2 separate regions of the Homo sapiens genome follow, and region 1 is linked to region 2. A link is a contact called in ENCODE Hi-C or POLR2A ChIA-PET data. All regions are on one chromosome and are shown on one strand. Each heading gives the region's core, a stretch centred on a gene start or an enhancer-like site at or near the end of the contact. The rest is flanking DNA. Distances are from core to core; before and after follow the strand shown. Region 1 has its middle 28 kb from the start of RNU6-8. Region 2 overlaps AKAP6 (A-kinase anchoring protein 6).

Region 1 (4,199 bases), core at 1,678-4,177, 330 kb after region 2:
TATTGGTATTTTTTTCAAACTCCTCACGTGTACATCCAGGTTCAGTACCATCAAACTGATATAGAATGAGAACTGAATTTAGGCCCATCATCTGAACATAATTAACTGCCTTCTCTTCACTTCCCCATATCTGAATTTTATTCTGCAAAATGACGTTAATCAAAGGTCAATTCTCCTGACTGAATATAGTTAAGATAAAACTATAATCATAAAGAACTCTGAAGTAATGGAAACAAGGAAGTGGTTACTGTTATCTTGATATTTGAAACCAATTGTTGGCATTGCTGACAATGAAGCCACAAGATTTTGATTATCATGAGATTATACAGCAAGCATGCAGCAAATCTATAATTTTGAGGTAGAAATATATTACATCACCTTACCCAAGAATTTATTGCATTGCAGAATTTACCATTAAATTCAAACAAAGCAGCAGCAGAGGGACAGACAAACAAAGAAGTAGTAGAGGGACAGAGAGAAGAAAGGGATATGAGAAGCTTGGACCATGAAAAGTCTAAGCACACATCCAGATGATAGCAAAGCGCCTGAGAAAGAAGCTATTAGTACCAAGGCTTGCCTGCCTCTCCTTTGCTTACTCTTCCCTTCCTACATCTCCCTGAAAAGCCCATGGACTAAGTGGGGTTCCTTACTGAGACCATAACCCTCAGATTGCCTCTGTCCTCAACAGTGGAGAGAAGTCAGCCCCTCACTGCTGGCAGAAGTTAGATCCCCCTAGAATCTAAAACATCACTTAAGATCAAATCAGATTTCAGAAGTGAGAATCAATAGACTGAACCCTAGAATCAGGATTCTCTGAGTCTCAAAGCAGCTTCAGAAGAAGAGGGCAAGTGGCACCTCCAGATATGTAAGCTCTGCACTGGCAAATCTCACCTTCTCTGAGAATGAGAGTAACAGACCGACTTGGCCTGCAGAAGATGGGATGGCATACTTCCACTCTCACACACCAGGAGCATCACCATGACAGTAACACAGCTGGCTACATAAGGACAAAACATGAGAAACACCTCATACAATAAGAGATATGCAGAAAGGTGGCAGGTATGAGCCTGTGTTGGAATTTCACATGGGCAAAAGTCTCCAGCTCCTTCCAAATATATTTTTACTGACTTAATTTGGTCAGGATTTTGGTGATACAGCTTAGCAACCAGCACAAAGTAACTTCCCTATCCCTTCCTTCAATACATCCACAACTCCTAATTCAGGTCTTCTCACTCCTTCCCAGTCAGGGTAAGCTCCAGGTTTTCAGTTTCCTAAACAGGGCCTGGGCTACTGCAATGATTCTTCATGCAGTCATGATTGAACTCTTGTTTCTAGGAGACTGAAGCAGGCTTCTAATAGCCACCAGTTATCAAGTACATGTTATGTTGATAGTTTATCTCTATTTATCACTATTTACGTTGATAGGTTATCCCTATTTTACAGAGAAGGAAGTTGAAGCACAGAGAAGTTGAATAATTTCTGCCTGCAGTCACATCATTAGTAAGTAGTAGAGCAGGCTTTCAACTCAAGCGTGTCTGATCTTTAAAATAATAATGGTGGGTTCTTATATAGCATTAAGTGCCAGGCACTGGTCTAAACACTGTAAATACTAACTTACTCAATCTTCACAATAACCCTAGGAGAAAGGTACTATTTTTACCACTGCCACTATACAGATGAGAAAACTGAGGGGTAAAGTTCAGCAACTCTTTTAAAGTTGCAAAGCTAAAAACTGGCAGCACCAGAATTCAAACCCAGGCAGGCTGGTTTTAGCATCCATACAGGCCTTACCCACTGCCCATACTGCCCCCTCTTGCTCTCTGTAACTGGTTCTTTCTATAATCATTCATTCAAATATTGCTTAGGCCCCTACTATGTACCTAACACCTTACCAGGAATTGAAGAAAGATTACCAGTATTTGACAGGATACCTCCCTCAGAGAGCAGTAATCTAGATGGGCAAAACCAGTGAAAGAATATAAGAAGGCTGTTACTAAAATGTGAGGTGAGGCAATGCATGCTAGGGTACCAGGAGGACTTGAGCACTGGCACAGACAGGAGGGCCTCACAGAGCACTGAAGGTGAGTTTCCAGTAGGGAGAATAACATGTGAGCAAAGATGAAAGTGAAGAGAAGGACTGCAGGAGGAAGGAGGTAACCCCTTCCCATGCCAGGCTCTGCATTCCTGTTTCACATGTATTATGTATCTCATTTAGTCCTCCTGCAGGCCTATGAAACATCCTTAAAAAAGAAAATGAGGTGCAGAAATTCCAGCAATTCATACATGATCACACAACAACCAAGTGACAGAGCTAGGTTTGTCTGCCTCCGACACCCTTTCTCTAAACCTGGAACCTTTTCACACAAGCAAATGCCAACCGATGAGGCCAGGGTAATAGGCAAACGTTGACAGGGCCAGGAAGAATCTAACCATTCTGATTTCTAGAACCCTTAATGGGCTCTTTGTCTTTCTTCCATTCCCCAGAGGAGGAGTACCTGCATTTTCAACTTAGAAATCTCCTCCTACGGTGTTCCCACTGCAAATAAGCTTCCTCTCTACAGACTGACAAATAGTGATTTGCCTATTTGCAGCCCTCTAAAGCCAGCCAAGCCAACCAGAGAATGGGCCTGGCTAAAGCAGGCTCTGGCTCGTGGATCCAGTTGGTGAGGGGATACAGGCCAGGCTTAGGGAAACTCAAGGATCCCCTAATACAGCTCCTTTCCCTCCTAACAGGGAAAAACTGAGGCCCAGAGAAGGGCATGAGTCACTCAAGGCTGTACATTCCCCTATCCCCAACACACACAAAAAAATTCTTAACCCCATAAAAGTGCTTTGGCAAGCAGGGATCTGAAATTCCTGCAACAGCTTGGGGAGGAGGTAACTAAGAATCTGCCTTCCCACATAGTCTGTCTTTAGACTCCAGTGCTGCTAAGAGTAACAAGTACAAATCTGTTTACTTAGCAAGGTTGAGGCTTGACTCAAATTTTGTGTTGTCAGGATGGGGATGGGGGTGGAAGGGCATCTAAATGTGAATCATTAGATCTTAATCAGCAACGTGGGGAGTGGGATGTTTTGGGAAAGTGTACCTTCTTGAGCACCTTGGACTTGCTTTATTCCCTCTCCAAGGAAAGTAGGCCTGATGGTACAGCAACCCCTTGCAGCCTCTTATAAGAGGCTCATAGTACTCATCACTGCCTATAACAGAAATATAGATGTTGTGATGCTTCTGCCTGTACCCTTAGGTGGCCCTCTAAACAAGCTTTAAGTAGTACACCTAACTGCAGCAAAGGAGAATCTGCTGGTCAAAGAGCAAAAGCAGCACCTATTACTTCATTGTCAGAGTGTTTAAAATGTGTATCAAGGTCATTACTCATCAAATTTTCCCTCTGGGAACAGATAAAGTCCGTTGTTCTTTCTAAGGCCAAACGACTGTGTGCTGCCTGCCATTAATATTTCCTGTCACTCTTCAATTCCATTTTCACTAATCATCACATTAGACCATAGCCAAAAGACGTAACTTTAAAAAAATGTGCTTACCTTAATGTGCTCAGAGTATTTATAGGTCAATTTCCCTGCTGGTTACTATTAGCATAGTTTTATAATGTATAAAGAGTATTTCTTCTCATTCTCTTTAACATTAGGTAAAATCCTCAGAGGGAGCAGAACCTAGATATGTTTAAATAAAACAGACCAATGACCTAGGGCTATAGCATTCACACAGCAGTGGTTTGATATGCTTTTTCCCCCCCCTATTCTAGGACTTACTGACCAAAAGCACACTGAATTATTTAGGAACCTAGAGACTGGATGACCCAAAGGTGAGGAAGGTGGACCTTTCCCTCTGTCTTTAAATTCTCTATTCCCCAAGTATGCCTCTCTGTGTTTGCCTTCTAGCTCTCTGGCTACTCACAGTTAGGTTTATTTTGTACCTCCCTTTCTGCCAAGACAATAAATGTTGGTATTTCCTTGAAAAAATGCATCTACTCCCATATCTATTCCCATATCTACATCATAAACTCCCAAATTTGTACTTCAATTGATAGCTCTCTTCAGAACTTCAGGTCCATTCATCCAACTGCCACCTACACATCTCTAGGATGTCCCACAAGCTCCTCAAACTCCAACTGTAGAAAACTGAACCCACTGTTTTCTCTACCACCTTTCCTCACCCATTTCTTTCTATGGTCCCTGTCTTATTG
Region 2 (4,270 bases), core at 103-2,602:
ATCTAATTCTTACTGGGTAACTCACTTGTTTACTGTCACCACTGGCCCTGGTCTCTTGGCATCTTATAAACTCTAGCCAGGCCCCAAATTCCTCAAGGATGTCTGGCTCTTGTCATATTACAGTGCTAGGAATGCAGCATGAATGGCTCATTCCTCCAGGCTCGTTAATGTCACAGCCTCACATTCACTTACCATTAGGATCTTCTAAGGGAAACTTGAGTTCACCCAAAGTTCCAAGGAACACAAAGTCAGCCATGTTGAAGTGATATACGCCAAGGAATATTGTACAAAGAAATGAGTGCTTCTCTTAGTTATTCCTCACAGTTAGTCTCTCATAAAATTTCAGAACAGAAAAGTATTTATAGGTCATTCAATTCTATTCCTTTATTAATATTTATTTTTTAAAACTGAGGCTTGCGAGGTTACATTTCCAAGGTCACGATGCTACTTAGGGGCAGAATTAAGGTTCTTACCCTAGTTATTTCTAATATATATGGTGCTAATTCCCTAGATTCATAGGAAAAGTCACAATAATAATAAAACTAATATTTATGTAGCCTTTAGATTTACAATGACCCCTTTGCTCTTTGTAGTTTCATACAATAATCTGAGCAAAGGCATGACAAACATAATTAACATCTCATTTTGAAGACTAGAAGACTTATACAGTAAGCTTTAAGTGACTTATTCAAGTTTTCATAATTAAAATGAGGGATTGTGAACTGAGCCCAATGTTTAAGTTCTATATCCTTGAGTAAATTACTAACTTCTGTCTCTTCTAATTTATAAAATGAAAATATAATGTAACAGTGTCTGCATCAAGGAAGAATTTTTTTCTTGAGAATTAAATGAAGTGATGTACTAAGTGAATAAACCCCTTAGCATTCTGCCCGACAGTTTGCAAGGGGACAAGAAATAACAAAGTTTTGTTTTGTATTTAAATTGTTATTTTTCTGAAACATCCTACCAGCAACACAAAATTATGACTTCGGGATTAAAGATAAAGAATAATTCACTAAAGTTCCAAGAATCATTTTAGTTGAATTTAAAAATGCAACGCTAAAAAAATAAATAAATAATAAAAACGCAATGTTGAGTTTATCCATCTTTTGAGTTTCATCACGATAGTAATATTTGCCATCAAATGCAGTTAGGCACTGTTATCATCTTAATACAAGATATTATTGCATCATAACCTTTCCATACGAAGAAAATTACAAAGAACTATTTTCACCTTGATGTTTAAAGCTGCAAACAAAAGGGCAGATCATCTTCCGTATATATTGCAGAGGCCAACAGCCATATGCAGTGACTGGATACAGCCTCACGGTGGTGCTAAATCATCACTGATAACAACTCAAGACCCATTGAAAGCTCTACAGAAACCAAACTGAGGCAGGACTGAAACATTCCTAATGTTAAACAGCAAGGAATTTGCTTTGGATCCCTACGGTTCTTCTGGACCAACCTTGCGCAATGATCCTGACATGTCTCAACAAATCCATTAGCAATGTTAATATACAGTTTTTGTCCTGGCATTGCAACAAATAAAATATACACAAAAGATTTTTATTATCCTTAAAAAGAATTGTGCAGCCTTACCTTTTAAAATGTTATGTTGACTTAGAATTCCCAAACTGGATTTGGGCCCCATTCATCTACTGTGTATCTTAAGTTTATGTATGCCTTGGAGACATTTGTTAAATTCCTTATATCTCCCAGCCCCCAAATTTCAGCTTGAAATTTCAACTCTTTTTGACTCCTTTCCTCTTCTACTCTCCTATTTAAAACAGCCACAAAATTTTATCAATTTGCCCTTTATAATATCTCCCACCTATCTATTTCTTTCTTCAGTCAGCTTCCAGACCCACAGTTCAGACCCTTTTACCACATGTCTAGGCTATTTCAATAACCCTTAAGATTAGGCTTAGAGGAGATTGCACCACTGCCCTCCAGCCTGGCAACAGAGCAAGACTCTGCCTTAAAAAAAAAAAAAAAAAAAAAGATTAGGCTTAGAGGACTACCTCCCAACCGCAACTGTACATTACAATTGCTTGAAGAACTTAAAAAATACCCAACCCCAGGGATTCTGATTTAATTGGTCTGGGGTGGATAAAGAGGTTTTTTTATTTTTTTAAAGCTTCCCAGTGATTGTAATTTGCAGTCACAGTTGAAAATTACTGCTAGAGGTGTGCCCAGCATACCACAGTCAGATTAACCTTCTTAAACTACCAACTCTCTGGGCCAAACATTTTAAGTAGTTTCCCATCTTCGCAAAGATTGCGAATTAGTGACTTAAAGTCCAAACTATCCCAAAGATGTGTTTTTATTTGACCTATTTAAAAATTGTTCAGATCCAACATCTAAAAATTGGGAGATGTCACATAAAACCCAGATTTCTTCCTTCTTTTTAAAAATTCCAAAATCTTGGCACAAATGGCCCACATTCCCATGCAACTATCAGCTGGAGCTGAGTAGTGGCTGCCCTTAAGACATGTCACATATCTTCCAGGTGATTCAGTCCCATCACTCCCCATTTACAGCTGGCTTTATGATTCATTTATACTATCTTCCTGGCCTCTTAATTTTAGTTTGTAGCCCTGATCTAGAGAATAAAGTTCAAACTCAATGATACGTTCACTTACTCATTCCCTTAACTACTCATTTATTCATGCATTCAATAGTATTGATTTTGTGTCTATGCTATGCAAACACTTGGAATTCAAAGTCCCTCATATCTTGGCCCTATTCTTTCTAACTTCACATTCACCTTCCTCTAACAAAGTTATTTCTAACTAGTAGTTAGTTTACGAGACACCTTCCTCCCAATATTCATAGCTTAGAGGCTAATTTCCAAAACGCCTTTGAGGTCAGGTAATGCTATGTGACAAAGTGGGCCAGTGGGATGCGAGCAAAAGTGGCATGTGTAACTTCTAAGTCGTATCCATAAGAAGAAAGGTGGCTGCCCTCCATTTTCCCCTTCTTGTGAGCTGGAATGCAGACATGGTATTGGTGGTGAGCCATAGAAGAGCAAGAGGGAGAAGCAACCTGGACCTCAGGACGACCTCTATCTTCCCTCGACTGTCTGCCTCTAGGTAAAAGAGAAAGAGACTTCTATCTTATTGTATTTTGGGGTCTCTTTGTTTATAGTGGCTTAGCCTATACTCCAAAACACCAACGATTTCTCTTAACTATCACCCAAACATACCTTGAATATTCTTGCCCTCCACCCTGGCATATGCACAAGTTCCTGTCACTAACATTATGCCTCCTCATCTCTGCTATATAAATTCTACTCATCATTCAAGGCCCAGATCAAGTATTCCCTCTCCTGTGATGCTTCATCAAGCTACATTTGTATTATCTTCTTTTTTCTGTTCTCCCACTGCATGAATTTTCCCTTGGCACTTACCAAATATTGTCTTATGTAACAGACACAGAGCCTTGAATTATGTTGCCATATCTACCTCAAGTACTACATCCAGGACCTAAAACAAAATTTTAGATTGTGCATCATAAAAATTAAAAAGTATTCAGAGTTTCTACAGTATTAAACTTCTATACTTTTTGTTTAATAATTATGTGCACTGTCAACTCATGTTCAATCTGTGATCCTTTAGGATTCTTGAATCTTCTCATTTTAATTACAAAACTGAACCTACCCAATTCTTTAAGAATCTGGCTTTTTCCTTGGTATTTAACTAAATCCTAGTTTTCTTTATTCTTGTATCTAAACAATTCCTTGACTTTTTGGATACATATTTCAAAGATTCAGAAATGCACTGAAAAGATCAAGGGCTCCAGTTTGAATGGTAATGAAGAGACAACTCATAGTGTCATCATATTTGGAATCTGAAAGTCTCTAGGACAACACTAGAGGAAGAAAGTAGAAGATACTCTCAAGGAAGGAAAGTTAAAAAAAAATGGGTGACAGAGAGTGAAAACTAGATCCAGAAGAAAAGTAAAGAAAAGCAATGGGAAAGAAGATAAAAGGAAGAGAGAATACAGAGACAAGAGGAGGACTAGCAACTGTGAATGAAAAAGTTAGCATAAGGGAAAGGCACATGCAAAATGGAATGCCAGTGAAGAAAAGTGGAATTCCATAGCCTCAAGACGCTTCCTGATAAGGATACTCATAAGAGATCATTATCAACATCCAAGTAGTGTAGAGCACACTACCACTCCATCAACACTAGGAACACTGGTGCATGGTGGGTATAAAAGAAACATCAAAGGCAAGTAAGAATTGAATTTATAGCAGAATCGTGAT

What was found. A loop is a pair of places that touch in the nucleus more often than their neighbours do. ChIA-PET counts read pairs that join two places held with the same protein, here RNA polymerase II (POLR2A). Pooled maps may share reads with other maps.
Region 1: a loop to region 2 is called in a map of psoas muscle, with 2.1 times the contacts of the local background. The contact joins two enhancer-like sites. A Hi-C loop is called at or near these places in 1 of 168 maps with a recorded cell type or tissue (psoas muscle) and 2 of 50 pooled maps. POLR2A ChIA-PET finds 5 or more read pairs at or near these places in 1 of 52 experiments (BJ).

Annotation. Positions count from the first base shown.
Region 1 is chr14:32,229,524-32,233,722 of GRCh38, reverse strand. No RefSeq gene overlaps it. Among named protein-coding and RNA genes, the nearest start is that of RNU6-8, 28 kb to the right of the region's middle. Within about 2 kb of position 2,927, at least 4 of the 41 ENCODE cell types and tissues checked have a DNase peak (open chromatin) inside an H3K27ac peak, as active enhancers do.
Region 2 is chr14:32,557,518-32,561,787 of GRCh38, reverse strand. All of the region lies in intron 4 of AKAP6 (A-kinase anchoring protein 6), which reads right to left. Among named protein-coding and RNA genes, the nearest start is that of AKAP6, 230 kb to the right of the region's middle. Within about 2 kb of position 1,352, at least 3 of the 41 ENCODE cell types and tissues checked have a DNase peak (open chromatin) inside an H3K27ac peak, as active enhancers do.